Linked DNA regions of Homo sapiens: all the other regions are linked to region 1. The links are chromatin loops, found by intact Hi-C in ENCODE. Cell type or tissue: Calu3. All regions are shown on one strand. Each heading gives the region's core, and the rest is flanking DNA. Links, peaks and the distances in the headings are about the cores only.

Evidence for each region. Hi-C counts contacts between places; a loop is a spot of excess contacts. Peaks named below come from ENCODE experiments on the same cell type or tissue, not always from the same donor. Only the 100,000 strongest peaks of a DNase experiment are listed, where the experiment ranks them.
Region 2: a loop joins it to region 1, with 3 times the contacts of the local background. A loop is called at or near these places in 4 of 110 quality-filtered maps.
Region 3: a loop joins it to region 1, with 2.8 times the contacts of the local background. A loop is called at or near these places in 2 of 110 quality-filtered maps.

The regions. Positions count from the first base shown.
Region 1 is chr5:103,227,323-103,237,642 of GRCh38, reverse strand. No RefSeq gene overlaps it. Among named protein-coding and RNA genes, the nearest start is that of MACIR, 26 kb to the left of the region's middle. In Calu3, for the core only: CTCF peaks have their summits at 4,853 and 5,052; a DNase peak (open chromatin) is centred at 5,022.
Region 2 is chr5:104,173,513-104,183,832 of GRCh38, reverse strand. No RefSeq gene overlaps it. Among named protein-coding and RNA genes, the nearest start is that of NIHCOLE, 98 kb to the right of the region's middle. In Calu3, for the core only: a CTCF peak has its summit at 4,528 (motif pointing right); a DNase peak (open chromatin) is centred at 4,562.
Region 3 is chr5:103,370,794-103,381,113 of GRCh38, reverse strand. No RefSeq gene overlaps it. Among named protein-coding and RNA genes, the nearest start is that of MACIR, 120 kb to the right of the region's middle. In Calu3, for the core only: a CTCF peak has its summit at 5,644 (motif pointing right); a DNase peak (open chromatin) is centred at 5,633.

The DNA of each region.
Region 1 (10,320 bases), core at 1,229-9,228:
GATCATGCAGATATCCTACTCCTCATCAACACTTCCTCCTGGATATAGCACCTGCTGATGATTCTCATCGTCTTCAAATAGCTCGGGGAAAAAAAGTATATATTTGCCTGCTCTTAACATTATGTGTTTGTATGTGTGTGTGTGTGTGTGTGTGTGTGTGTGTGTGTGTGTGTGTGAGAGAGAGAGAGAGAGAGAGCACTCAAATAGGATAAAATGTTAAGAGTAGGTGAATTTGGGTAAAGGTTAAGGAGTGTTTGTTCTTTATACTGTTTTTATTTTTGCAATATATTATATGTTTAAAATTCTTTCTGTATAAATTAATCACAAAATTTATTGCAAATGTTAATTCACCTTTAAATAATACATATATGCTTTAAATATATCTTTAAAATATGTATAGTAGATATTATATAATAAATATATTATACATAATAAATTATATATAATTTAATTTATTTTAAAATATATAATATAAATATATAATTTAACATGTATAATATGTATTACATATTAAACATATATTAATGTATATTATATATTTAATATATTATACATATATTAATGTATATTATATATTTAATATATTATACATATATTTATATATTCTTTTAATTTATTGAAAAATAAATATATTAAAATACATATTGATATTTAAATATATAAATATATATTGTATATTTATATTTTTCAATATATATTTTTATATATATTTATAGGACTTTTTTATATAAAAGTTTTATATCTATCTTTAAAGATACATTATATCTTTATAATCTTACAAATAAATATATCTTTAAAAATATATGTTTACATATTCTTCATACAGATATACATAGTTAAATAATAGTTTAAACCCCAAATGATATTACCAGAGATTAAGGAGTGGAGGAGGACAAGTATGAGGAAATAAAAACATTCTCATCTGTTAAGGTAGACTGAGTCGAAAGTCAGTTTCAATCTTGACTTCCATAATTAGAAACCTCTTTGTTCAAGAGTAAGTACAAACAAGAACGGAAAACCATACAAATCAATGCAGAAGATAAAAGCAAAAGAAGCCTATTCTTTGTATTGAAAGAGTAAAAACTGGCACTGAAACATAATAAAAACTTAAAACAAGATGGCAGACATTAGAACAAACATTATAGTTATACAAAGATTTTTAGAGACGTCGGGATTTTAAGAAAATGTTCATAATATAACATTAAGTAAAATGTGTAAGATGTGAAATATATTCAAAATGACCTCAGTTATGTTAAACACACACGCATATATTCAACATGGAAAAAAGGACTATAAGGAAATAATCAGTGTAGTTGTTTCTGGCTAGTGGGATTTTACATATTTTTTACTTGCTTAGTTATAATTTTATGTTTTTGAAAATTATCTGTAGTGTGCACAAATTACTTTTATACCAAAATATGAGTTATATTTTTAAAAAGAAAAATATAGCCTTTTCCATTCCTATTTCTGAAGCTAAATCTGATTAAATGGTGCAAGAAATGACATCAAGACCTTCTGCCTAACATTTTTCATGAAATATGTAAGTCTGCCCCTCAGGCAACATTGCTGAGGTAACATGTTTTATCACTTAAGTTGTTTTACCTAGAACACTATCCTCCACATCGATTTTAGTTTCATCTTGGGTATATAAAAGGTTATATCAAGAAGCTACAGGTATAAACATTAATGTCAGTCACTTTTGATTAAGGTGAAGAATTGTCTCCCATTTCAGAGGACACAGAAGAGGGGGAGTTTTCTCTTTATATTTGCAGTTGAAGTTTGCACTACTCAATGGTATGGGATCACCCTCAGCAGTGTCTTGTGTTCCACTTGATGGATTTGAAAAGGCAGCATACAGTGTGGGCACTGGAGTCAGGTGACCTGGGCTGGCGTCCTGGCCTGTGAGTTAGTAAATGTATTCATGCCTCAGTTCTCTTATCTGTGAAATGGGGGTGACAATAATAGTACCTACCCTATAGGGTTATTTTGAGGATTTCATGAATTAATATTTGTAATGTGCTCTGAACAGTGCCTGCCACACAGTGAGCGATGTAGAAATCTTAATAAATAAAATTCACTATTACTAAATTACAGACTAAGGCACTTCTTCAGTCTTTTGTTCCCTATAGTAACAAGAAATAGTTCTGAGTCTTGCCTTACTCAAAATTGTGAAACACTTCATTTCTCCATTAGGCTCCCACTCCCTTTTGGCCTTCCCATCTTTTGGGTACAGTGATTTTCAGTCCTTTCTTGATTCTTCATCACTTCCTCAGAAGTTACGTCTCCTCATGAATGCTGCTCTCTTGCAGCTCTGCTCTCTACTTCAGAGGACTGTGGCTGGTGATAATTTCCACACTAACTTACTTACTGTTGCTCCATTGCACAGGGCCTTTCTGGAGACAAGACCTTCATCTGTCTTTTCCAGAATTTTGCTAAACAGAACACTAGTCAGAGGGATATTGACAAGCATGCTGAAAGAAAAAGTATTCTGACCTCCTATAAAGTTAGTAAATACACTGGGTTTAGCAAAATTAACCTTTGCAATTTCAAAGACTCCATAATATGCTAATATATATATCCAAGTGGGGAGGACAAAGTGTACAGCATTTTCCAAATAAAAGTCAAATTAGCCTTTTATTTCTTCTATATATTACTATTAATACCTGGAAGTATTGGCAGAACATCACATTGAAAAATGCCGCCTTTACTGAAAGGAGTGGCATTCTACAGTGAAAACACCCTATGCCTATGGTCTTGTGGAAAAGAAATGTTTCTGAAGGCACGATTCAAATTACTCCATTTTGCTTTCGTGGCCAGAGCTGGTTTACCACCATAATCCCAGAAGTAATCCAATCTCCCTCATGCTGCCACAAACATCATGCATGTACTCATTCTACAAATACCTAATGAGGGCTTGCTAGTACCAGGAGCTGTTCTGAACAAGCACCTCTGACTTTTTTCCTTAATTGAAACAAATATTCTTACCTGTTGTTCTTTCTGCTCACAGGACTGTGTGCTGAGGATAGGAAAAACTGAATCAGGCATTCAAGAAAGAGATTTTCCCCTCCCTTTGGGCCCTAGAGGGCTGAGCCAGCCCCGAGGTGTGGATGGAAGAGTATGTGAGTTCTGTTTGGTCCACTCTTCCCAGTACACTATTTTGGCATGTACACCTTCATTCAGTCCTCAGTAGGAGGGCTGTATGACTCAGAGCCAAGAAAGTTACAAGGGCTGATTAGAAGGAAAATTATGAAAACAGAAAATACCATGTTAAGCACATTATACATGTTAAATCTGTTTTCACTCTACTTGAAGAAGACAAAGTATTTTCCTGTCTCTGGACCAGACCCAAGCAAGTTACAAGGGCTGATTAGAAGAACAATGATGAAAACAGAAAATATTTACCATGTTAAGTACTTTATTCATGTTAAATATATTTTCACTCTACTTGGAGAAGGCTAGGTATTTTCCTGTCTCTGGATGAGAACTTAGGCAGGTCCCATAATAGTTTTCATAACTTCAGTAATAACATAAATTGTCTAATCCCCTCTAGGTACAAGAATATTCTTGTTTTTGTAATGAAAATGTTTGGTGCAGTGTAACAGTTAACGTTCCAAAGTCACTTCAGAGTGAGCGTTCCTTCCCTGCCCCAGCATGGCCTGCTTTGGACTGAAAGTCGGCAGTGAAAAAGCTGGGACTGGTCGGGCAGATTTCTTCCCTCTTGCTCTCCATGAGTCTTATTTCAGAGTTGGAGTTGGGGTAAGGGTGGGAGGAGAAGTAAAGAACAGGAAAGTTTTACTCGTCTGGCACAGATCTATCCTCTGGGACCACCCTGGGGTGATCTCTCCGTGCTTATTGTTTCTCTGGTTGACTCCTCAAAGACACTGCTGCTGGGGCCCTTGGACTGTGAGGCTGGCAATACCTCGCCCCAACCAGAAACCACTGTTCTTTCCACATGCCCTGTGCATGTATCTGATGGCCCATCCCCTTTATGGGTATCACATTGTCCTTTCAGATAGGGATTCTTAATACCCTTGGAGTTTATTTCTGGTCTGTGAGAAACACTTGTGCTTTTTTGCCGGTTAGCCATACAAGTGTACATTACTTCCAGTGCAGCTCTTTTCTCTTGGCCCTGTGCCCTCAGCCTTAAGCAGCCATAACCTCTCACAGTTTTCATGTGCTTCATTGCTAGGGGTCTCATGTCAACAACTCCCAGTGACTCTCTTGAGGATCCCTTTCTCATTTAGTTGAGAAAAAATATTACCCACCCTGCACTATGGTGATTATGCACAGTTCTCCAACAACTTTCTCTCAATAAGTTGTCTTTTAAAAGAATCCATTCATTCACCTGTCCATATTCTTTTATATGCTTGAGGCATGTATTGAGCTAAAGTTTGCAGTTGTTGACCATCCCCTTTGCAAGTACTGCATCAATGGTCTATCTAACACATTGCTACAAAATGTAGAGGTACTCTGAATCTGTCATTTCATTCTGGGCCTTTGGGGATTCAGTGAAAACTGATGTAGAGATTTTCACTTTAACATCCTGGTACACAATCTGTCTCTGCTTTTAAATGATAGGGGTTCTTTGGTTAATCACTAGATTCTAGTCAGTAGAATATAAGCTTCATAAAGGCAAGGATTTCCGTCGTTTTTCTAAGATGCTATCTCCCCAGCTCGTTGAACAAATGTGACGTATAGAAGGAATTCAACAAAATTTTGTTAAATTCATGTAGTATTTTACATATAAGAAAATTTAAGCTTATAAAAGATAAACTTTTCAAAGATTATTCAGACAGTAAACTATAGATCCAGGATTTGAATAGTGACAGAAAGTAACTAATGGTGACAGTAAGTAATAAATCAGATGTTTTATTTAAACTTTTATTTTGTGAATATTTATGTGACCTGGTATTTGCATAGAGATTTTAAATTCATCTTATTTTCATAGAAATCTTCTGGAATTTGGTGGTCCTGTATTTCAGACAGTCATGCTAGCGCGTCTACTGGACTACATAGCTATCTAACCTTGGGTGGCCACACTGTCATCTGGTGTTAGATATATGAATTGCAAGTTCATTGTCACTATATTACAGGCTGTTAAGGAAATAATCATAATTTTCTAAACTTTACATTCATCAACTCATTTAATCGTCATAACAACCCTATAAAATAGGTTATGTGCCCATTTTATGGATTAATTTACAGAACCACAACATGATTCCAGGCTATCCAGCTCCTAAAGTTACTTTCAACTCTTATATTCTACTATTTCTCTAATGTAGGAGCATTCAAGATTTTTAGATTCAGGAATCCACTTCTGAGTTAGCCAAATATATTTTTATTAGATAACAATAGTATGCAAGAGATTTGACTAAAACATGAATCAAGTACAAATAGACAGAAAAGTTATTCATGGTTATTTTCCTTTGTTCTTAATTCTTAATAATGCTCTACTTATTGGACACAGATTCAGGGAAAGTAAACTTTAAAAGCACAGAATGAAATATTGAATTTTTATATTAGTTTTCTAGATCTGCCAAAACAAAATACCCGACTGGGTCGCTTGAACACAGAAATTTATTTTATCAGAGTTCTGGAAGCTAGAGGTCCAACTTCAAGATGTTAGCAGGTTCCGTTTCTTCTCAGGCTTTTCTCTCTGCCTTGTAGATGGCCACCTTCCCACTGTACCCTTATACAGCCATCACCCCTTGGTTTTTGTGTGTCTGTGTCCTAATCTCTTCTTATAAGGACATCAGTCATATGGATGAGGGTCTACCCATATGACCTTGTTTTACTTTAATTATCTCTTTAAAGGTCCTGTCTCTAAGTACAGTCTCATTTTGAGGTACTAGGAGTTAGGACTTCAACATATGAATCTGTGGGGAACACAATTCAGCCCATAAGAAATTTTATTCTAAAGGACTATCATCAACCAGATCACTCTATTTCAATAATGTCTAAGGACCTCTGCTTTCTTACTCTTTGCTATGGTTTCAACGCTTTTGTTCCCTCTAAAACTCATTTGTTGAAAACTTAGTTTCCAATGCAATAGTGTTGGAAGGTGAGACCTAATAGGAAGTGTTTAGGTCATGGGATCTCCACCCTCATGAATGAATTAATACCACTATAAAAAGGGCTTCTTCGAATAGGTTCTCTTTCTCTTGTTTTTCTGCCAAAAAAGAAGTTCCTCCTTTCTGGAGGATACAACATTCAATGCACTATATTGGAAGCAGAAAGACCAAGTCTTAACCTCCTAACACCTACATCTGAACTTCCCAACTTCCAGAAATGTGAGATAATAAATTTCTATTCATAATAAATTATCTATCTGTTATTGTGTTATAGTGGTACAAAACAGATTAAGATGCTCTTCTACAACCTGCTTATTTGATTTTATGGGGTTATAAACAAGTCCATTAGCTATCTAGCTAATGCTGGAAGGAGGGTAGTATGGTTTGGCTCCATGTCCCCACCCAAATCTCACCTCGAATTGTAATCCCCATAATCCCCACATGTCAAGGGCAGGACCAGGTGGAGGTAATTGGATCATGGGGGTGGTTTCCCCATGCTGTTCTTGTGATAGTGAGTGAGTTCTTACAAGATCTGATGGATTTATAAGCGTCTGGCATTTCCCCTGCGTGCACTCACTCCAGTCTGCCACCCTGTGAAGAAGGTGCCTGCTTCTCCTTTACCTTCTGCCATGATTGTAAGTTTTCTGAGGCCTCCCCAGCAATGCGGAACTGTGAGTCAATTAAACCTCTTCCCTTTATAAATTACCTAGTCTTGGGTATTTCTTCATAGCAGTGTGAGAATGGACTAATACAGAGGTGAAACTGAAAACTATTATACTATTTACTCACATAATTTTCTTCTTCATTTCTTAGTATTTTACTGCTGATCCAAGTCAGAAAAAAAATCAGGTATTTCACCAACTATAATGAAGCCTACTTTTTAATATTTATCATCACTAATTCAACAAGCAATATGCAAGAATTCACATGTGATACTGTTGTAAAATAATGAGCCAGCTGGAAACATCTACTTTTTTATGTTTAATTTCCATTTTTTCTTTGTTTCGAATTTTTTATTTGTGATTATTGGGGTACATGTACAGGTTTGTTACAAGGGTATATAGCATGATGCTGAGGTTTAGGATTTTATTGATCCCATCACCCTGATAGTGAACATAGTATCCCACAGAAAAATTTTCAGCCCTTACCCACCTCACTGCCTCCCCTCTTCTGGAGTTGCTAGTGTCTATTCTTCTCATGTTTAGGTCTGTACGTACTTGATGTTTAGCTCCCACTTAAGAGAACCTGCAAGTTTTGGTTTTCTGTTTCTGTTAATTTGCTTAGGATAATGGCCTCCAGCTGCGTCTGTGTTGCTGCAAAGAACATGATTTCATTCTTTTTGTGGCTGTGTAGTATTCCATGGTGTACATGTACTACATTTTCTTTAAGCTACTGTTGATGGGCACCGACATGGTGATTCCATGTTTTTGCTATTGTGAATAGTGTTGTGACAAACATATGAATGCAGGTGGGTTTTTTTGTAGAACAATTTATTTCCTTTGGGTATTAATCCTGTTAATGGGGTTGCTGGGTTTAATGGTAGTTCTATTTTTCGCTCTGTGAGAAAACTCCAAATTTCTCTCCTTGGGGGCTGAACTAATTTACATTCTAACCAACAGTATATAAGTGTTCCCTCTTCTCCACAGTCTTGCCAACATCTGTTATTTTTTGACTTTTTAATAATTGTCTTCTTTTGAGAAGTGTCTGTTCATGTACTTTGCTTCTTTTTAAATGGGGTTTATTTGTTTTTCACTGGATTATTTAAGTTCCTTATAGATTCTAAATATTAGACCTATGTCAGATGCATCATTTGCAAATCTTTTCTCCCATTCCATTTATATTTATATATAAACAGAGCAAATGAGTCTTAAATATTCTCTCAATTCATATGTTGTCTGTTTGTGTGTGTATATAAGTTTTTAATATATATAAGTATATATATTTATATATAAACAGAACAAACAGGTCTTACATTTAAATCTTTAATCCATCGTGAGTTAGTTTTTACACACAGTAAAAGGTAAGGGTCCAGTTTCATTCTTCTGCATGTGGCTAGCCAGCTAGCCCAGCAATATTTATTCAGTAGAGAGTCTTCCCTTATTGCTTATTTTTTTCAAGTTTGTCCAAGGTCAATTGGTTGTAGGTGTGTGGCTTTATTTCTGGAGTTTCTATTCTGTTCCATTTGTCTATGTGTCTATTTTTGTACCAGTACCATGCTGTTTTGGTTGATGTAGCCTTGTAGTATAGTTTGAAGTTGAGTAATGTGATGCCCCTGGCTTTATTGTTTTTGCCTAAGTTTGGTTTGGCTATTCAGGTTCTTTTTTGGTTCCATATAAATTTAAGAACACTTTTTTTCTAATTCTGCAAAAAACGACATTGGTAATTTGATAGGAATAGTATTGAATCTATAGATTGCTTTGAGCAGTATGGACATTTTAATGATATTGATTCTTCCAATAGCATGGAATGTTTTTCCATCTGTTTGTGTCATCTGTGATTTCTTTCAGCAGTGTTTTGTAGTTCTCCTTGTAAAGATCTTTCACCTCCTTGGTTAGATGTAATCCTGGGAATTTATTCTTTGGTGGCCATTGTAAATGAGGTTCTGGTCTTGATTTGGCTCTCAGCTTGAATGTTATTGGTGCATAGAAATGCTACTGATTTTTGTATGTTGACTTTGTATCCTGAAACTTTACTGAAGTCGTATATCAGGTCTAGGGGCCTTTTGGCAGAGTCTTTAGGGTTTTCTAGGTATGGCATCATATTGTCAGTTAAGATCAATAATTTCACTTCCTCTTTTCCTATTTGGATGACTTTTTCTCTTGTCTGATTTCTTTGACTTGGACTTCCAGTAATATGTTTAATAGGAGTGGTGGCAGTGAACATCCTTGTGTTGTTTTAGTTCTTCAAGGAGATGCCTCCAGCTTTTGCCTGTGCAGTATGGTGTTGGCTGTGTGTTTGTCACAGATGGCTCTTGTTATTTTGAGGTATGTTCCTTCAATGCCTAGTATTTTAAGGGTTTTCATAATGAAGGGATGTTAAATTTTATTGAATGCTTTTCTGTATCTATTGGGGTGATCATATAGTTTTTGTTTTAACATTCTGTTTATGTGTTGAATCACGCTTATTGATTTGTGTATATTGGACCAACCCTGCATCCCAGAAATAAAGCCTACTTGATTGTGGTGAATTAACTTTTTGATATGCTGCTGGATTCAGTTTGCTCATGTTTTGTTAAGGATTTTTGCATCTAAGTTCATGAGACATATTGGTATGTAGTTTTCGTTTTGCATTGTGTCCTTTGCCAGATTTTGGTATCAGGATGACACTGGTTTCATGGAATGAGTCAGAGAGGAATCTCTCCTCCCCAGTTTTTCAGAATAGTTTTAGTAGGATTGGTACTCGCTCTTGTTTATACATATGGTAAAAATTGATTAGGAATCCATCTGGGGTTCCAGAACTTTTTGGTTGGTATATTTTTTATTACTGATTCGATTTTGGAACTCGTTATTGATCTGTCTAGGGTTTTGATTTCATCCTGATTCAATCTTGGATATGTGTTTCTAAGAATTTATCCATTTCCTTTAGATTTTCTAGTTTGTGCACATAGATGTGTCAGTAATAGTCTCTGAGGATCTTTTGTATTTCTGTAGGATCAGTTGTCATATCACCTTAGTTATTCCTTATTGTGCTTATTTGGATCTCTCTGTTTTTCTTTGTTAATCTAGCTAGGAATCTATCAACCTTATTTATCCTTTCAAAGTACAAACTTTTCATTTTGTTGATCCTTTGTATGTTTCTTTGAAGGACTCAATTTCATTTAGTTCTGCTCTGATTTTAGTTATTTCTTCTACTGGCTTTGGGATTTGTTTCTACTTGATTTTCCAGTTCCTATAAGTACAATGTGAGATTGTTAATTTGAGATCTTTCTATCTTCTTGATGTAGGTTTTTAGTGCTATACACTTTCCTCTTAACACTGCTTTTGCTATATCTCAGGTTTTGGTATGTTGTATGTCTATTTTCATTTGTTTCAAAAAGTGTTTATGTATGCCTTATTTTTATATTTACCCAGAAGTCATTCAGGAGCAAGTTGTTTAGTTTCCATGTTTTGAGAGTTTCTCTTGGTGTTGATTTTCATTTTTACTATGCTGTAGTCTGAAATGCTTGGTATGATTTCAATCTTTTTTGAATTTACTGAGATTTGCTTTGTGACAAAGCATGTGGTCAATCTTAGAGTATTTTCTATGTGCA
Region 2 (10,320 bases), core at 963-8,962, 950 kb before region 1:
CACAAAATGAAAGAAGATATTTTCAAATCATATATTTTCATAGTAACCTCAGAAATTGGGTGTGTACTTCTCACATTTATATATTCTGTATTCAGAATATATAAATAAATAACTTTTACCACGCATAATGAACAAATAAGTAAATTGAAAATGGGAAAAGCATCTGAATATAAATATCTCCAAAAAGATAAAATGTCTAGTAGCTCATAAAAAGAAGGTTAACATAATTAGTCATTAACAACATGCAAATGAAAACCGCAATGAAATACCACTTCATAGCCATTAGGATGATTACTACCAAAAAGACAATAACAATGTGGATGAGTGTTACAGATTGGATTTTGTCTCCCCAAAAAAGATATATTGAAGTCCTAAACCTCAGTACCTCAGAATGTGACCTTATCTGCAAACCAGGTTTTTGTAGATGCAGTCAAGTTAAGATGAGGTCACCACTGGGGGACTTAATCCAGTATAACTGTTTTCTTTATTAAGAAGGGAAATTTGAACACAGAAATAGACAAGAACACAACAAGAATTCCATGTAATGATGAAGACAGAGATACAAATGATATTATTTACAAGACAAAAAACACCAGAAGTTATGAGAGTGGCATAAAACAGATTCTCTTAGAGCCCTTGGATGGAACAAACCTTGCAAACATCTTGATCATGGACTTCTAGTGGGCATTACTGTGAGAAAATAAATTTTTTAAGCCACACAATTTGTGATTCTTTGTTATGACAACCCTAGTGAGCTAATATAGCCATAATGTGGAGAGGCTGTAACCCTCATACACTGCTGGTGAAAATGTAAAATGGTACTGTCACTGTGGAAAAGGGTTTTGCAGTTCCTACAATGTTGAACATAGTGTTACTATCTCACCCAGCAATTATATACCTAGGTATATTCCCAAGAGAAATGAAAATACACATCTACATAAAAATTTGTACAAGAATCTTCATAGTAACCTTATTCCCAATTACCAAAAAGTGGAAACAATACCAGTGTGTATCAACTGATGAATGGATTAAATAATGTGGTATATCCATACATGTAATATTATTTGGTCACAAATAGTAATGAACTACTGAAAGTGTTTCAATATAAACACTTGAAATGGTTAGACTAAGTAAAAAAAAAAAAAAATCAGACACAAAAGTACAGGTATTGAAACGGCTATGTTGTCTGGGGTATATATGCAGTGTTCATCATCTCATGCCAGGAAAATTTAGGACATAGACACACACAAGTTTAAGAGTGGAGGTTTAATAGGCAGAAGAAAAGAGAAAGAAAAGCTGCTCTCACTATTAAGAGAGGGGACTCCTGAGTGGAAAAAAATGGCTGGCAGCAGATGTGCTAGGTTTTACAGTCCAGCTTGCAGAGACAGTGTCTGAATTACGTAGGGATCACAGATTGGTTCAGTCAGGTATGGTGTATGCGTAGTGTGCAGGGAAGACTCGTTGCTCCACCCTAACCTTACCATGCAAATGAATTCTCCCCTCAGCCCGTGCCATCTCGTCTGATCCTTACTGTACAAGTGGCTGGCGGCTAAGGGAAGATGTAGCTGCCATCTTGAACATGTCTAGTTTCTAGTTCCTGCCAGCATTCACCAGTGCAAGCTCCCAGCTTTCTTGCTTTCTTTCTTTCCATTTATTTGTTTATTTACTTATTTGTTTATTTATTTTGAGATGGAATCTCGCTGTCTTGCCCAGGCTGGAGTGCAATGACGTGATCTCAGCTCACTGCAACCTCTGCCTCCCAGGTTCAAGCAATTCTCCTGCCTCAGCCTCCCGAGTATCTGGGATTACAGGCACCTGCCATCACACCCAGCTAGTTTTTGTATTTTTGGTAGAGACGGGGTTTCACTATGTCGGCCAGGCTGGTCTTGAACTCCTGACCTCAGGTGTTGCACCCACCTTGGCCTTCCAAAGTGCTGGGATTACAGGCATGAGCCACCAGGCCCAGACCCTAGCTTTCTTTTCTATGTCTGAAGTTTGACTTTACAGGCTGCTCTTTGTTGGAAAATTATGTGTGGCTGCTTTTTATTAAAAAGAAAAGCCTTACTGAGGACTACACTACCCTTACTATCTGCTAAAGTGATTTCTTCTTAACTCCTATGTCCTTCCTCACTCAGGAGTGGTAACCCTAACTGCTGTTAGGGGTGTTGGTCAATGACTCTTTCTGGCTACTTCCTGCTGAAAAGCAGTGTGAGGAACAGAAAGTAGGGATCCTCCTGGGGTTGAACTAAGAGTCCTCGGAAGAAAGGCGTGTCCATGTGTGGTTCACTCTGCAGCACCATTTGGAATTGGATTGCTTCTAGGCAAGAGTAAACAATTTGAGTAACAGTATTGAGTAGACAAGGTCCAGACGTTAATATAAAACATATGAGCAAGAGGGGGCACTAACCAGTTAACAATGTCACTAGCCAGTTTCACGAAGAAGACTAGAATTCATTAAAGAGGGATTGTAGCCATCCAGGGCTGGAGCCTGCATTTTCTTTTAATCTGTAATTGATTTTAACTTGATCTTTAAGCAACTGTAGGTTTTCTTCTACTTGACTAGAGGTGTTGATCTGGAAGCAGCATTTTTCATTTAAGACTCCCAGGTCCCCCTCCTTTGGCTGTAAGGACATCTAGGGCCTGTCTATTCTGTATTACTACTGAGGCTAAAGAGTTTATGGATTATTGTTGTGCTTTATTAGTGCCTCTCTCAGTCTTTCCAAGAAGGCTGTAGGATTCTCATCTGGCTTTTGATCTATCATGAACAGTTTAGAGTAATTAAGAGGTTTAGTCCAAGTTTTTCTGGCACTAGATCTGGGTCCTGGCACTTGTTGAATGTGCTGCCCATAGTTGCAGGTGTGACCTTAAATATGCACATTAAAAAATGTTTCCTTTTCCATTCATCTGTAGCATCATTAGGGCCCCAATTAGAGTTGTCAAGAGGAACTGCTTTCCTTCCTTTTGGGAATGGAGTTTCCATTATTTCTTCACCTTCCCTATTTTCTCTTTTCTTTTAGACCTACTACGGGAGACACATTGCTCATTTCTGAATTTCTCTGCTGCCTACAGAGCTACCTGCCTCTCAGCTGTGGTTAGGGTTTGGCTTAGGAGCAGCATAACATCCCTCCAGGAGAGGTCAAATACCTGAGTTAAATTTTGGATGGCTTCTATATACCTATCAGTGTCATCAGAAAATTGGCTTAGGTCTCCCTTTACTTGCCTAAGAGCTTGCAATGAGGAGGGAACTTGAACCCTAATGGCATCACCTCCATTGGGCCTTTCCTGTAGAGGGAACAGTGAATGTGTGAAAGTGGGAAACTTTGGAGATGGTGGAGGTGGAAGATCTGTGGCATGGTTGGAAGTGGCCCCAGATAAGGGAGACTGGAAGGGCTGGCACACTCAATAGCTGCCTCAGATGGTTTCTGCAGAATTTGCTTTTCTAGTCTTGGGGAATCATTCCCCTTGGGACCGTCTGACATGATAGGTAAAAGGGCTGAGTCAATTGTGCAATGTTTGCAAAGATATGGGTTGTCACGCAGAGCAAAAGAAAGCCTGCACATAAGGTACCTTGGACCATTTGCCCTCCCATCTGCAGAAAAGATCTAACTGTCAGTTAATATTAAAATTAAGCTTCCTTCCACAAGCCAGGCTGGTTCAAGAGGGTAAAAAGACCATGCCCTTATGCAAAAGAAAATGGGCCATGTTTTCTTCAAAGTCTCAGGGTCAAAGGAGTCCCAGTGCTTCAGAATGCACTCCAGAGGAGTACAGCCCGAAGATAACCTGTTACCCATCTAGAAAGAGAAGTGAGAAAAAGGTATCCCTTTTGCCTTCTTCCTTTTGGTATGACCCAGAGTTGGGAGGAAGACAGTGTGGGTGTCCCCCAGCTGTTTCCCCTCCGTGGTTCCTGGGTCCTGGCACCTTGTTGAATGTGCCACCCATGGTTGCAGGTGTGACCCCCAGCCATGGAACCAGAGGAACTAAGAGATTGGGATTAGTCACGCCCACCATGCAGCTGTAGTTCTCTGCCTGTGATTCCCCTTTGACTTCCTAGACTTGTATGACCTGCCTAGCTCCCCGAAAAAAAAAAAGGATCTCTCGAGAGACTATGTGAAAGTTGCTTTTGGGAAACTTTTGCACTTTCCTCCTTAATGGAGGAAGTGGGTTGATTTGGGCTCCATATCCTACTGTTATAGCCCATGCTAAAGCATTTAACCTTAGAAAATGGTTCTGGTTAACTTCTGAACTTAAAAATCCCCTTACTAATTAAATACCATTCTAATTAGAGGCAGAATAGGTGACTTAAAGGAATGTGGGAACCAAATGGCTATTTTCCTGCTGATGGGACAGTATTGAGACTAGAATTTAGCTCCGGATAATATGTTACTCCTAGTTGTTGAAGGCAGAATTTCGCCATTTACAGGAGCATGAAGGCTGGTTTCTAGTAGAGAGGCACAAAAAGGGAAGAGAATTGGTAAGCTAAGAGTGTTTTGGTAACGAACCAATGGTGTGCCTCATGGAGATTATCTCGATGCCACTAGGTGGTGCTGTTGACCTTGAAATGCTATGTGCTCGCCACACCAAGGGCAGAGTGACGTTGACATGCCATGTGTTCTTCAGACCAAGGGCAGAGAGAGACCTGGAAATGCCATGTGCTCTCCAGACCAGGGGCAGAGAGTGACCTAGAAATGCCAGGTGCTCTCCAGACCACGGGCAGAGAGTATGCTCGGTGTAGAAGGGAGACCCTCTGTTTTTAGAAAATCAGAAAGACGCCTTCCCTTGAGCTATATCCCCAGTTACTACAATACTCCTTGATCTTGCCAAATAAGATTACTTCCCTGAACTGTAAAACTTCCCACATATTGCATATGCAGAGAGCATAGGAGATATGGCAGTTGTGGAGAGGAAAGGAGGAAATTACAATAGAAAAGTTGGAGATTATGTAGCCGACACCCCATTGGGTGGTCAGAGGTTGGGGTCAGTCCAGAAGCCTTTGGATAAAACCAGGGGATAGCCCCAGCCAGGAATCCTTAGTTGCACTGAAACCTCTTTCAGCCCCATGCAACAGTTAAGTCCTCCATGAAAGGAAGCTGGTTCAAACATGGCCAACATGTCCAGCAACCCGTGGTTGCAGGGGATTCTCCATGTTCTCCTCAGCAAGCTTCACATCTAGGTCTTTAAGAACAGCAGCCACATTAACTGTGTTTTTACCTGGCTGACAGATGCCCTTTATTGATTTGATTTGGTTCTAAAATGGAGGGCAAGAGCCCCGAAATGAAAGGACAGAGTTGGAGTTTGCTCCTCTACTCACCATTTTGATAAATGTTTTACCTTGGTATCCTGGACGAGATCTCCAGTATAAAGCAACTATGTTGTCTGGGTTATATACCCAGGGTTCATCGTCTCAAGCCAGGAAAATTTAGGACATGGTCGCATACTAAAAGTTTAGGAGCAGGGGTTTAATAGGCAGAAGGAAAGAGAAAGAAAAACAGCTCTCTCTATTGAGAGGGGACTTCCGAGCAGAAGGAAAGAGAAAGAAAAACAGCTCTCTCTATTGAGAGAAGACTTCCGAGCAGAAAAAACCAGCTGGCGGTGGACACACCAGTTTTTATATCCCGGCTTGAGGAGGCAGTGTCTGATTTACACAGCGTTCACAGATTGGTTAGATCAGGTATGATGTTTACATAGGGTTCAGGGACGGCTGGTTGCCCCATCCTAATCTTAATATAAAAATAAATTCTCCCCTTGGCCAGTACCATCTTGTCTGATCTTTATTGTACACGTGGCTGGCAGAGAAGGAAAGATGGAGCCACCATCTTGAACATGTGTATCCCCTAGTTCCTGCTGGCATTCACCTGTGCAAACTCCCAGCTTTCTTGTCTGTTTGCAGCTTGTCTTTACTGTCTGCTCTTTGTTAGAAAATAATTTGTGGCTGCTTTTCATTAAAAAGAAAAGCCTTACCAAGGACTCTCATACCCTTATTATCTGCTTAAGTGATTCCTTCTTAACTCCTATATCACTATTGTATACTTTCATTTATATGCCAAGTAGGCAAATTCATAGAGGTGGAAAGTGGATTAGTGGTCGCCAGGGTCATAAGTATGGAAACACATTGAGCCATATGGAGTGAAGAAAGTGTTCTGAAATTAGATTGTGGTAGTGTTTATGCAACGTTGAGATATACTATTAAAACTCCAGTAAATTGTATACTTTACATGTATAAATTTTATAGTATATGAATATCTCAAAACTATATTTCAAAAAATAAAAACGAAATTTAAAATTATAAGTGCATAACTGAAACTAGAATGTAGCATACTAACCCTAAACATCTAGCATACTAACCCGTAAATCTATATTAAACATGGCTTTTCCTCAGAAGATATTCCATAATACAAAAATGATGTCAAACAAATAGAAATTGAGCAGAAGAGCTGAAAGCCATAATCTTATAGGCTTGAGTTGTCAGAGAATCCAATAGGACTTCCAAAAGAGAGGGATTATAGTGAATAGAATCCTAAAATCTCCACATAAATAGCCGCTTAACCTCTTTACAGACAGTTAAATTATACATGGAGGGAGAACAGACACCAGAAAACAGCAAGTTAAAAGCTCAAAGTAGTAAGCAAAGATTTAAGATACCGTCCACCTCAGAAAGAGGGAGTTTGCAGTTTAAACACTTCCAGATGAGAGGGTTTTGGTCAACATCTCAGGCTTTCCATAGATCTGCCCTAACAAAGTGTAGATCAAGAATTACAACTTCAAAGTTATCAATCAGTAGTTTAGCCTGGTAGAACAAAATCCACATTTCAGGGCAAGATGATAGAATTCAAAATTTAGACAATGTATCATTCACAATGGTAAGGGTATGACAAAATATTAACAGACATGAGAAAAAGGAAGTAAATATGATCCACTATAAATAAAATAAATATTCCTAAGAAACAAACTCCTCATATACCCAGTTAATAGAATTGATAGTCAAGGACCTATCTATTATAAATATGTTCAATGACTTAAAATAACTGAGCTGAGACTGCACCACTGCACTCCAGCCTGGGCGACAAGAGTGAGACTCCATCTAAATAAATAAACAAAACACAAAATATGCATTACATAAATATATAACATAATGAACATCTGTATAAAAAGATGTTTTCAAAAATTTGTGGTTGTGATCACTTATTAAAAAAACAAAAATCCAACTGGGACGTTAATGAGATTTCAGTGAATCTATATCAATTTGGGGAAAATTAACCTATTAAAAATATTGAGTCTTCCAATCAATGAGTATAATTTATCTATTTCTATTATCAGTGTTCTATAGTTTTCAGCATACTGATATTAAAAATACATTCTACTATATTTATACCTAATATTCACTTTTTTATACTTGTGTAAGTGGTATTGGTCTTCATGTTGTATTCCAATTGTTATTTGCTAATATATAGAAACAACAGTTTTGCTGTATTTAGTTTGAATCCTCTGTCTCATCCCGACTCACTTGTTAATTCTAGAAGTGTCCCCCATTAGATTTTTGAAATCTAAGAGATGCAGTATTATTCCTTTCTTTCTAATCTATTTATTATTCATTTTTATTGCCTTATTACACAAGGCAAATCTTCCAACAGGGTGAAATTATGTAAGAGGAAATGCTTGCTTTGTTTCCTATCTCAGTGAGAGTATTCAGTCTTTTACAATTAAGTATAAGGTTAACTGTGAATTTGTTTTAGATACATTTTATGAAGTTAAGAAAGTTTCCTTCACATTTTTCTTGAGTTGCTGAGATTTTTATCATGAAAACATTAAATTTTATCTAATACTAGTTCATACATCTAACTTTATAATTATTTATTCTTCTTTAGTCTACTGATCCAACAAATTATTGATTTTCAAATGCTGAACCAACCTTGCATCCCTAGGAAAAATATAAATTGACCATAATGTATTTCTGTATTTTATACATTGTAGGATATAGTTTGAAAATATTTCATCAAAGATTTTTGCAACTATGTTCATGAGAGATAGTGATATATAGGTTTTTTGTGTTTATTTATTTATATATTGCTTTCAGTATAGACTAAGGCTGTCTTCATACAATAAATTGTGAAGTATTCTTTCCTCCCTTTTTTGAAAGAGAGGTATAGAATTGGTATTGTTTCTTTATTGTTTGGCAGAATAGGGCAGTGAAATAATTTTGGTCTGTAGTTTTCTCCCTTGGATGATTTTAACCATAAATTTTATATATTGTATATAATTAAGTGTAATGAGATGGCCTGCTTTTCCTTGAGTGTTTTGTTAGCTTCTGTCTTTCAAAGAATTAATCAATATTATCTAACTTTTCAAAATTGTGAGCCTAGGGTTTATTATGGTATTGCTGTATTGTTATTTTTACATCTGTGGGATTTAGTAGTGATAATCTCCTTTTCATTCTGATATTTATAAATGTGCCTTCTGTCTTTTTCCTGATCAATCTAACAAATTTTTATCACTTTTCTTGATCTGTTTGAAGAAGCAGTATTTCATGTCATTGGTTTTTTTCATTGCTTTGGTGTATCTAATTTCATCAATATCTGCTATTATCTTTATTATTTTTATTTTTCTTCTGGCTTTAGTTTTTATTCGCTCTTCTTTTTCTAGTTTTTTGAGGTAGAGGTTTATATTACTGATTTGAGAACTTTCTCCTCTTCTTATGTGATCATTTAATGCTGTAAATTTTAATCTCAGCAGCTTGAGCAGCTTCCCACAAATTTTGAAATAATTTCTTCTTTTAAAATGCAATTCAAAATATTATAAAAACTTTTTTGAGACTTCTAAATTGAACTATTAAGTATTTACAATTAAGTTGTTTAATTTTCCAATAATTAGGAATTTTCCTGATATCTTTTTGTTATTGACTTCTAGTTCAATTCTGTTACAATCTGTAAAAAATAGTTTGAATGATGTTTTATTATTTTAATTTTATTGAGTTTGTTTAGTGGCCCTAAATATAATATATATATAGATTAATGTTTTGTGTGCATTTTGAAAAAATATATGTTTGATTGTTTTTGGCTGGAGTTTTCTATTAAAATTAATTTGATTTAGTGGGCAGATAATGTTGGCCAATTCCTCATTTTAGTTTTCCCATGTTTCCTTCCAGTTTTATCAGAGTTTTCCTTATGTATTTCAAAGTTCTGTTGCTATGTGAATATACATTTAGAATTGGTATGTCTTCTTGGTGAATTGACTCCTTTGTCATTATGAAATGTTCTTTATTATCACTAATATGAATTTATACTCTGAAATCTAGCTTTTATAATGTTAATATGAATACTCTAGCTATAAATTTTGTAGATGACCAAGATTTCATTATTAGCGCTGAAACAACATATTTTTTTGGCTTCCTACATAAACTGTGGTAGCAGATCCTCTGATACTAATTGTTTTTATCAAACCAAAGAATCTGAAATTACATTTTCTCCAAGATTCTGACAATTGCTTTTCTCTCATACTTTGTTTCTTTTGCTGCTGTGAATATTTATCTTTTTTTCCTGAGTATTCACATTTCTATTAGCGAATAATGAGAGTTTCATTTAAGTGCTAGTCTATTTTAAACCAAAAGTCTCATAATTGACTTTCAACTTATCTCATTAGAGCCTGATTTTGATAGCATGTCTTTATTTTATAAAGCATATTGTCATTTAACATAAGGAATAAATGTTGGAAGCCACAAAAAATTGAATATAATAGAGTGACCTTTTACAGTCAGTTGCACATGAGTATAGCCTTAAAAAATATAAAGGTTAACAAATGTGTCTGGCTTTAGACACTTACAGACAATCTAATTTAAGAGTCTATTCAGGTTGCAGGATAATATAAAGGAAAGAGTATTGAACCAGAATTGGGAAGACTTATATTTGATACTTATTTTCACAACTTACTAGTAACCTTAGGGAAGACATTTAGTATTCAAAAGCCTCAGCTTCTTAGTAATAAGAAATAGAGACAACCTGACAACTATCAACAGACTTCTTATGAGGCCCAAACTAATTATCTATAGTGAGAGCATTATAAAGTGTTACAAAATCATTTGCTTTTATTAAGTTGATTTAGTGTTAGGTTCTTTAACAAATATTGTAAGGCATTATTGTATTAGTTAGGGTTCTCCAGAGGGACAGAACTAATAGGATATATGTATGTATAAAAGGGAGTTTATTAAGAATTGACTAACATGATCACAAGTTGGAGTTCCAAAATAGGCCATCTGCAAGTTGAGGAGCAAGGAAGCCAGTGGTGGATCAGTTCAAGTCCAGAAACCTCAACAGTTGGGAAGCTGACAGT
Region 3 (10,320 bases), core at 1,504-9,503, 140 kb before region 1:
TGACAAAAATAAGCAATGGGGAAAGGATTCCCTCTTTAATAAATGATGCTGGGAAAACTGGCTAGCCATATGCAGAAAACTGAAACTGGACCCCTTCCTTACACCTTATACAAAAGTTAACTCAAGATGGATTAACTATTTAAATGTAAGACCTAAAACCATAAAAACCCTAGAAGAAAACCTAGGCAATGCCATTCAGGACGTAGGTAGGGCAAAGACTTCATGACTAAAACACAAAAAGCAATTGCAACAAAAGCCAAAATTGAAAATGGGATCTAATTAAAGTAAAAAAACTTCTGCACAGCAAAAGACACTATCATCAGAGTGAACAGGCAACCTACAGAATGGGAGGAAATTTTTGCAATCTGTCCATCTGACAAAGGGCTAATATCCAGAATCTACAAGGAAGTTAAACAAATTTACAAGGAAAAAATAAAACCAACCCCATCAAAAAGCAGGTGAAGGAAATGAATAGACACTTCCCAAAAGAAGACATTTATGTGGCCAGCAAACATGAAAAAAAGCTCATCATCACTGATCATTAGAGAAATGCGAATCAAAACCACAATGAGCTATGAACTCATGCCAGTTAGAATGGTGATCACTAAAAAGTCAGGAAAAAACAGATGCTGGAGAGGATGTGGAGAAACAGGAACACTTTTACACTGTTAGTGGGAATGTAAATTAGATCAACCATTATGGAAGACAGTGTGGCTATTCCTCAAGGATCTAGAACCAGAAACACCTTTGACTCTGCAATCTTATTACTGGCTATATACCCAAAGGATTATAAATCATTCTACTATAAAGACATATGCACAAGTATGTTTACTGCAGGACTACTTACAATAGCAAAGCTTGGAACCAACCCAAATGTCCGTCAATAATAGACTGGATAAAGAAAATGTGGCACATATACACCATGGAATACTATGCAGCCATAAAAAATAATGAGTTCATGTCCTTTGCAGGGACATGGATGAAGCTGGAAACCATCATTCTCAGCAAACTAACACAGGAACAGAAAACCAAACACTGCACGTTGTCACTCATAAGTGGGAGTTGAATAATGAGAACACATGGATACAGGGAGGGGAACATCACACACTGAGGCCTGTCAGGGGTTGGGGGGCAGGGAGAAGGAGAGCATTAGGAGAAATACCCAATATAGATGACGAGTTGATGGGTACAGCAAACCACCATGGCACATGTATACCTATGTAACAAACCTGCATGTTCTGCACATGTATCCCAGAACTTAAAGTATCATATATACATATATATATATATTTAAGAATTGCGTAAAGGTCTCTTGGCAGTGATGGGAAGTGTGGCCAGTCAGCCTGGGTATGTGTGCTTCTCAAACCACATTCAACCTGTGCATAGTAGTAGGCAAGGAGTTGGGTTGAACTTAAGTGGGGTTTTACCAGGTAAGTATGACAAAGGGATGAAGCAAGGGAGTTGAGTTAATAACCCACTTGATGGGCTTATGATGTGGAATAATTAATGCAACTATTTCTAAGCATTTTGTAAATTCTGTTCCCAAGAATATTGTTTTACCAATCAGAATAGATTAAGTTGCACTCCCTTAGAAGTAGAACTAGCCCATGACTAGCTTCATTATTGATATAAAGCACATATGTATGTATATGTGTGTGTATGTGTGTGTGTGTGTGTGTGTGTGTGTGTGTGTGTGTGTATGGAACAGGGTTAGTCTCTTATTAAATTTTTCTACTTGAGTTGGCTCTGGACCTTAAATTATGATCCCTTACCCAATGAGGCTACCAAAACCAAAGTGTAATTTTTACCATGTTATAAAATACCTCTGGAGCACATGGCTTCAGTGCTCAGATTCTTTTTTGAGTTATTTTTCCCTAAATTTTGGTTTGGTAATTCCTTAATGTATTTTTAATTCCTCAATGTTTTAAAAGAGACATTTTTATATTATATTCAGCATTTCTTGTCATTTTCAGCAGGAGGAATGCGTCCAAATAATCTAGTCGACCATTAGCAAAGTGGAAATCATGATATTTCTTCAGGAACTCTCTCATCAGCACAGATATGGAAGTAGAAAAAAATAGGCATTTTGTTTCATCGAGGACTGAGGTTTTGCCAAGTTAGAATAGTAGAAAGAGGATGTGGCAAGTCAGCTTAGGGTATTAGTACAGCAGTGTTTGAAGTCTTGAATTATAAAACATGAGAAGGATAAGAAGAGAATAAAAGTATGAGAAATGTTTGAAACATTGAAAATAGAGGGTAAAGAGAATGGAGGTTTCAGTGAGGTCAAAGGATTGGTATATCAGCAACAGCTTAGTAAGTAACCTAAATGGACAGGAAGTTGTGGTCAAAAGGAAGAAAATCTAGTTTTTTGATTTTCAAGATGGAGAAGTTTTTTGTGTCTATGGAACTATACAATGGTTGACAAGGTTATTTTGAAGATGAAAAAGCCAGAAATCTGAGATTTTGAAGTCACCCAAGATGAGGTCAGAACTAAAAGTAGAACAAAAGACCATGGCAGACCCAGAGCCTTTAGAGACTGAATGGGAATGATTATTCCAAGGGTAGATTTCAGGGACAAGGTAACAGAGAAGGTATACCAATGTCATCTGCCTCAAGACAAGAGGAATTTGCATGAAGGGGCAAGAATAATCATCTAGAATAGCTTGAAGGGATAAGGTGATGCAGATTTTACATCCAATTTTGAGGAATGTTGGAAGTAGGACAATTGTGATAAGTTATATTTAGAAAACAACCAAATAAGATTTCTAGATATGAAATGATTCTTGGCTTTCATCATGTCTCTGTGGATCCCAGGGAGACTGTAAGATTCACTTTTCTTCCTTCAATAAGCAAGAAATAAAAAGTAAGAAGAGATTCCAGAAAGTTACAGACAATTTAACATCAAAGCATTAGTTTTATTAATAGTCCAGGCAAATTTTCAATAACCTCTAACATTGAAGGATCTCTGGGTATAGATGGTATGGCAAACATGATTTAGAACAACTCTCTAGCTGTATGGTACACTATGTACCCTGAACACCACATAAAAATACTCAAAGAATTTCCACAGAAAATACCCAAGGAACCTGAGTTCACCACTAGAAACAATACAAAGCTCACAAGTACACCAGTACCTTGTAATTCAATGAGGATAAAACAGCAGAATCAAACCTACAATAGCTTCATATACTAGAATTAATTGCATAGAATTTAAAGTAAATATCCTTGATATGTTTAAAGAAGCAAAAGAGGAGATATGAAAATACAAATAAGATGACTAGGCAGATTTGAAAAAAAGCTAAATAGGACTTCTAGATCTGGAAAAAAGGAAGGAAATAGCCGGGCATGGTGGCTTACGCTTGTAATCCCAGCACTTTGGGAGGCCTAGGCAGGCAGATCACGAGGTCAGGAGATTGAGACCATCCTGGTTAACACAGTGAAACCCCATCTCTACTAAAAATATAAAAATTAGCCGGGTGTGGTGGCAGGCGCCTGTAGTCCCAGCTACTCGGAAGGCTGAGGCAGGAGAATTGCTTGAACCTGGGAGGCAGAGGTTGCAGCAAGTGAGACAAGATCACGCCACTGCACTCCAGCCTGGGCAACAGAGCAAGACTGTCAAAAAAAAAAAAAAAAAAAAAAAAAAGGAAGAAAATGACAAAGATAAGAGATGAAATAAATGAAATTGAGACTAGAAAAGCCACAGAAAAGACCAACAACACTAAACATTGGTTTTTGGAAAACAAAATTGACAAACCTTTAGTTACACTAAGAAAAAAAAGAGGGAAGACCCAAATAAAATCAGAAATAAAAAAGCCAACTGATACCACAGAAATACACAGAGTCTAAACAGACTACTATGAACAATTGTACACAAATTGGATAACCTAGAAGAAATGAATAAAGCCCTAGAAACTTACACATCTACCAAGATTGAATCACGAAGAAATAGAAAATCTTAACTGATAATAAGTAAGGAAATTGAATCAGAAAACAGATCTGTAGAAATACCCAGGATGCAGCACAGAGATCCTATGTGACGAAAAATAGAGTTAAGAAAAATGGAGACTAGAATGAGAGATTCTAAGAAATTCAACCAGAGTTTCAAGAGCAGAGAAGATATGGGGAGAGACAATATTCAGAGTTTATGGCTAATAATTGATGAAAGAACAACAAATCTCAAGCAGGAAAAATAAAAAGAAATTCACATCTAAATTTATTTGAGCAACATTAAAGAACACCAAAGACCAAGAGAAGATCTTAGCAACAGATTACCTACAATGAACTACAGCAGGGATCAGGAAACTTTTTCCCATACAGGACCAAATAGTAAATATTTTATGTTTTGCAGGTCTTAGGGTTCGCTTTTGCAGCTATTCAACTCTGCTGTTTTCATGCAGAAGAATCCACAGACAATATGCAGACAAATAACCATGTTTGTGTTCTGATAAAACTTTATTTACAGAAACAAGCAGCAAGACAGATTTTTTTGCTCAAGTCATAGTTTGCCAACCCATGAACTACAAAATAACCCCAACTTTTCAACAGCAACAAAGGCAGCCAAAGAAAAAGGTTTAGTCCTGAAGTCAAGTGGTTGTCTTCTACTACCTCCCCAAGTTCCTCATTGCCCACTCAACCTGAGCAACCCAGTGTAGCCTGAGAAACCAGCATTGAGAAGCTGCTAGTCTATCTATCTCAATGAACCTTGAACTGCAAGGCAAGCCTACTGATAAATGCAGCCTAATGACTACAGGTCTCGCCAATCAGAAAACTGCTCTCCACCTCTTCAACAATATCCTCTACTAAAGTTGCTCAATATAACCAATGTAAACAAAATATTTAACCAAGGAGCTCACTGGAGGGATCTAGAATCTGTTTTTAATCTCCCCAGCCCTCACATTACCCCCCATCCCCCAGTCAAACAGGGAAAGGTCCATGTACATATCAACATAGGCTCATCATTTTTACAATGATTACCAATATTTCATCCAAGGAGCTAAATAACAGATCAGCTTACGGAAGGATTACGGCCACAGACTTCTGTGAATACATCAAAACAATAATGCCAGGAAGATGAATATTCCTCTAGGAATGCAATTGTGGATACTAAGATGACCAGGTGAGAAAAAGGGTGTTTCTGGGGATTTCTTTTCATCTTCTCATGTTAGTGCTCAAAACAGGGCCAATAGACAGTAACAAGGACTGCAAGCAAAACTGCATCAGGCTCCAGAGACAAAACAAAAGGCAATGTTGCAAACACCAACACACCCTGACAAGCATGTTCAGGCAGGGGTCCCAGAAGTTCAGGTTAGCATTAATCGTTGTTCCTAACTGCTGTCAGTTAACTCTCCCAAGCCCTCTCCAGGCCAAGCCATCATCCTATGAAACATGTTGTCTTCCCTTATAATGCATTTTCTGTCTTGCCAGTAACAGAATCTGTGGCTTTGGTGTTCTTTTACAGAAACACTGATCAAATTACTCTAAGACCTTTTTGTGTGCTCTGGGTTACTGGGCAGAATTCCAGAAACAAATGCTTACATTATCCTCAAATAGAATACCTTACTTTCCAAGTCTTCTCAGAAGTAGCTGTTTCTCAGTCATTTTAAGCTTGGCTATTGATAAAGGTACACACACTTGACATCCCAGCCTCTGGCCGCTAGGTGACACAGGCCATTATGTAATCTCATAACCTCTAAAATAATTCCAATAAAGGTCCATTATTGCTACAGCATCCAATACTCTACAGTAGAAATGTAAACAGGTCAATTTTCTTTTAATCTAGTCCCTTCACATTGCAGGCTTCTTTCCTAACCTTAAAAGTCTATTTGTGATTTTCATTCCATTTGTTTAAGAAACTGATACCTATTCTATTATTTAAGTGCTCAGAAGAAAAAAAAAACACACATTATTTTTTTTTTCCTAATATGTTTCAGTGTTTTGCAACACTTTGAAAGTTCTTTCTAATTGCATCTAGAAAAGCTATCACTTAGAATAGGAATAAGAATAAAAGATAATTATGTAATTCATTCTAATTTTACAGTTGGGAAAATTGAGGTATATCATTTAAATGATTTGTCAGAAACTGACAATGTCAGAATTGAGTGCAGTATTCATTCTACTGATTTTCTCACTATACCATATATATCTTAACATTTGAACTGTTTTATTTGCTCTATGACCCCAGGATTTCTATAACTTTTTATTTTCCTACAAACACTACTGATTACATGCTTTGCCTGTATCTTTACAGAAAATACATAGGATTAACAGAGGCTGACAATGAATATTTATCGTGCCAATTTGACTTTCATTTGACCTTGAAGTGCCATTGTTACTTAATGTGAAGATATCAAGATGATAGCACCGCAGATGCTGCCAAATGAAAATTTTGCTGCAATGAGCTTTTTATGAAATATCGAGGCTAAGCAGAGAACCAGTTCCTCTGACTAAAATAATCTCAGTCACTCCCTTCCCTAAATCACAGTGTGGAGGCTGCTGGCACTCTGGGCTTTCCATTGCCAGCAACGACACCCTGAATGTGCTTTGCTAGGAAACATCCAAGATCAAGAGATGGTCCTTTTTACTGCAGATTGTGAGTATTCATTTCCATAGGTTTACATTCAAAACAAAGGTTTTGTTTATGTGGGTATTTTAAAATATCATGGTTTTCAACAACCTCATTTGTATGAAGGTAAAAAATATCTCACTCTGAACAGGAAAGGAAATGGTGTACTTTCCATCTAAGCAGCATGTCACTCACATCTTCGAGGTGCACTGCATTCTCTCTCCTCTGTTGCAGCCCTACTCAGCCCCCATCCTCCCTTTGGGTGGAAAACCTAACAGCCCACACTGTACCTGAACAGGAAAAGAGTTTATTATTCACTTGACACCTTTGACTTTCCACTAAGTGAGGTCAACCTAGCTTACGTTTAGAGAAAGAAAAGGAAATCACAATGAGAGATGCTCTAAGTGGGACAACTAGGATGTGCTGTGCATAAGGAATGCAACAGTACAGACGACCCGAGGTGTTTTCAGCTCTCATTGTGTCACCTGGCTGAGGCACTCTGTATCACGTGATATTTACTGAGCCGCTGGGAGAGACTGAGATCACATTTACTGTTCTACTGAGAAACTCCAAGGGCAGGCAGCTTTCTGCAGGGACAGGTTTAGGAGATAAGAGGCATGCTGCATTCCTCCATGGGTACAGAAAGCCAAAGGCTTCTCCATTCAGTAGCATGAAGCAGTGGCTGAGGTGGAAAGAGAAATATGGTCCAGCCATAGTTCAAGAAAACTCCCTGACAACGCCATGGTAACCTTTCATTCTACTGACTGCAATGGCCCCACTGTTCTGTTCCTGGCACGATGCTCAGTGCTAGCCAGGATTCATTTATCCCTATTCGGCTCAAGTTGTAGTCACATAATAGAATGCACAGTGACAAGATTTCTTGAGGCTTTCAGGTGCATTCAGCCTGGCAGGCTATGGGTTGCTACCTTTCTAGGTCCAATGGTTAAATGAAGGCACCTATTGCTTCCAGACTCTAGTAGGAAACCAAACAGATGCTATCTAGTATTAGTCACTTAGGAGACAATTAAAGATCATTTCATGGGCCAAGCGCGGTGGCTCACGCCTGTAATCCCAGCACTTTGGGAGGCCAAGGCAGGTGGATCATCTGAAGTCAGGAGTTCAAGACCAGCCCGGCCAACATGGTGAAACCCCATCTCTACTAAAAAAAAATACAAAAATTACCCAGGTGTGGTGGCGGGCACCTGTAATCCCAGCTACTAAGGAGGCTGAGGCAGGAGAATCGCTTGAACCTGGGAGGTGGAGGTTACAGTGAGCCAAGATTGTGCCACTGCATTTCAGCCTGGGCAACAAGAGTGAAACTTCATCTCAAAAAAAAAATATATATATATATACACGTATATACGCATGTGTATATATATATATACACACACACACGTGTATATATATATATATATATATATCATTTCATTCATTTATACAACCAAATATTTTAGAGTACCAGCTATGTCCCAGGCATTATACCTAGCTCTGCCTGATACAAATATAAATAAAACATAGCCTGGAGGAACTCACAGGTAAGTAAGGAAGGGAGAGAAGTATGCATATAACACAATATGGTGAGTGCACGATTAGAGATGAGTACAGGGTCTTGAGAGACAGAATGAAATGGGTAAAAATACTTCAAGGAAGTGATGCCTGGGAAAGAAAAGGGGGTGATAAATGGAAGAGCATTTCAAGCAAAAGGAAAAATATAAGCAAAGGTAAAATCATGAAGTAAAATGCTATGTGTGTGCGTGGCTTGCTAGTGCTGGAACATAAAATGTGTGTGCATCACAGTAATGGCAACCAGACAGCAGGGAGCCAGGCAGAGGCCAGGTCAAGGAAGGCTCTATGACCTCTGCTAAGGAGCGTTATTCTGCAAACACGGGAGGGCGATTGAAAGCTCTGAGCAAGAGAGAGACAATCAATTTCCACTCTGGCAACAGTGTGGGAGAGCGGGCTCATGGGACCCAGACTAAAGGGAGGGAAAACAGAAGTATATTTCAAAAGCAAGGTAAATAATGATGAGGGCCTGTTTCTGCGCCCTCAGATAGTTGACCATCCAGTCTGGAAACCCCAGCATCTCCATTTGTGCATAGTGCACAATCAACCTTTAACCCACTGTAATGAATTCACCATGTAGTATTGCAAAATGTGCCAGACCTAACCTTGGAATGTCCCCCTAAAGCAGATGGAAGCTAGAAGAGAAAAAGCTCGGAAGTTCCATCCATCCCCCACCCTCTGCCCATTGCCTCCCCAATTGCCTAAGTGTGCTTCCTGAAAACACTTTCTGAATGCCCAGACCAACCCATATCTGGCTATGCTCTGGAACCAGCTTGCTTCTCTGGCCTTGGGTGGCTCTGCCACGCTATGTCCATTGCTCATTTTTCCTGCCTCTGCCCACTTCTGAGGGCTTGCCTGTTATCTGTTTTATGATTACTGTCATTTCTGCCCACTTTCTAAGTAAACCTGCAGAGTTGGCCTCCTGCACACCAGCTCAGCATTGCAGCTACTCAGATTCAATGTAATATCATGCTTGATGGGGTAAACAGTAAATTGTAGATCCATTCCCAAAGGTATGCACTGTTTCCTTCTTTCCAGTAAGATAACATCCAGGCTCCTTTTAGTCCTTCCAAGAGAAAGACTCATCCTCTCTTCACACCTGAGAGGTATTGTCACTCAAAATTTTCAAGCAGCAAAACTGACATGGTCCACAATTAACCCCCATCCTGCCAAGAGGAGCCTGTGCCAATGCTGTCAATTCCTGAACTGGACATTGCTGAGGAGAAGGTCTTCCTGGATTGGAGACTCTCCCTTCCTAAGTCACAGCCACTGTCACACTGCCAGCACCTCTGCTTTCCACTGCTGATGATAAAACCTTTCCTTTTCTGCTTTTATTAGAAAAGCAAAGAGAAAACAGTTGCCTGGGCACACTCTTATACATTTTCAGCTCTCTTCTCACTTCTCAGCTTTCAAGACGACAAAAAAATAAAAAAATAAAAATAAAAAAACAAAACAGGGATACACATTGCCACCCTTCCCATTCCCTACTATGAAATCTCGGCATTGCTTTCTGGATACCAGCATGAGGGGGTGGTATCTGAGGCAGGCAGCCTGTGCTTTCTCCCCTTCTGTCACAGTGTCACATGACATTAAAACTGCTGCTTACTTTTCTGCTTCCCCTTAGACTATAAACTCTCTGAAGAGACTGTGAATGTTTCCCCAATGTCCTCAGTTCTATCAGAGTATCTGAGAGTCTGTGGTTATTCCATTTATGTTGGCTGAATAAATAAATAGTCCCTGTTCCCAACTGCATGAGCAAATGGCCATTCAGTTAAGGCATGCCCCAGGCATTCTGAGGGCTGTACCTCTGAGATATCCATGACCTACAGGCTGCACCTGTACTGCACTTGAGAACACCCAGGCTTTGAAGCAAATATTTATCCTTTCAGGGGAGTTGTGATCCTAGGCTGGTGTCCTTGAATAATAGATGTTTAAAAAAATTATCAAAGAACAGAAAATTCTGCACAACTACTGAAAAACAAGAATAAAGAAACATGCATATTCTGTAAAAAGAAGTCAACACACATTTGAGAAGTAGCATCCATGCTGACTTCAAGTGACAAGGACTGAGTTGATGTTGGACAAAACTGTAAAAGGCAGTCTACTCTTATCCCTCTCTCTTCCCTACTGGCATCATCCCTACAGGCAGTAATTAAAATTAAAACCACAGTTCCTGCCAAGGGCTCATGACATGG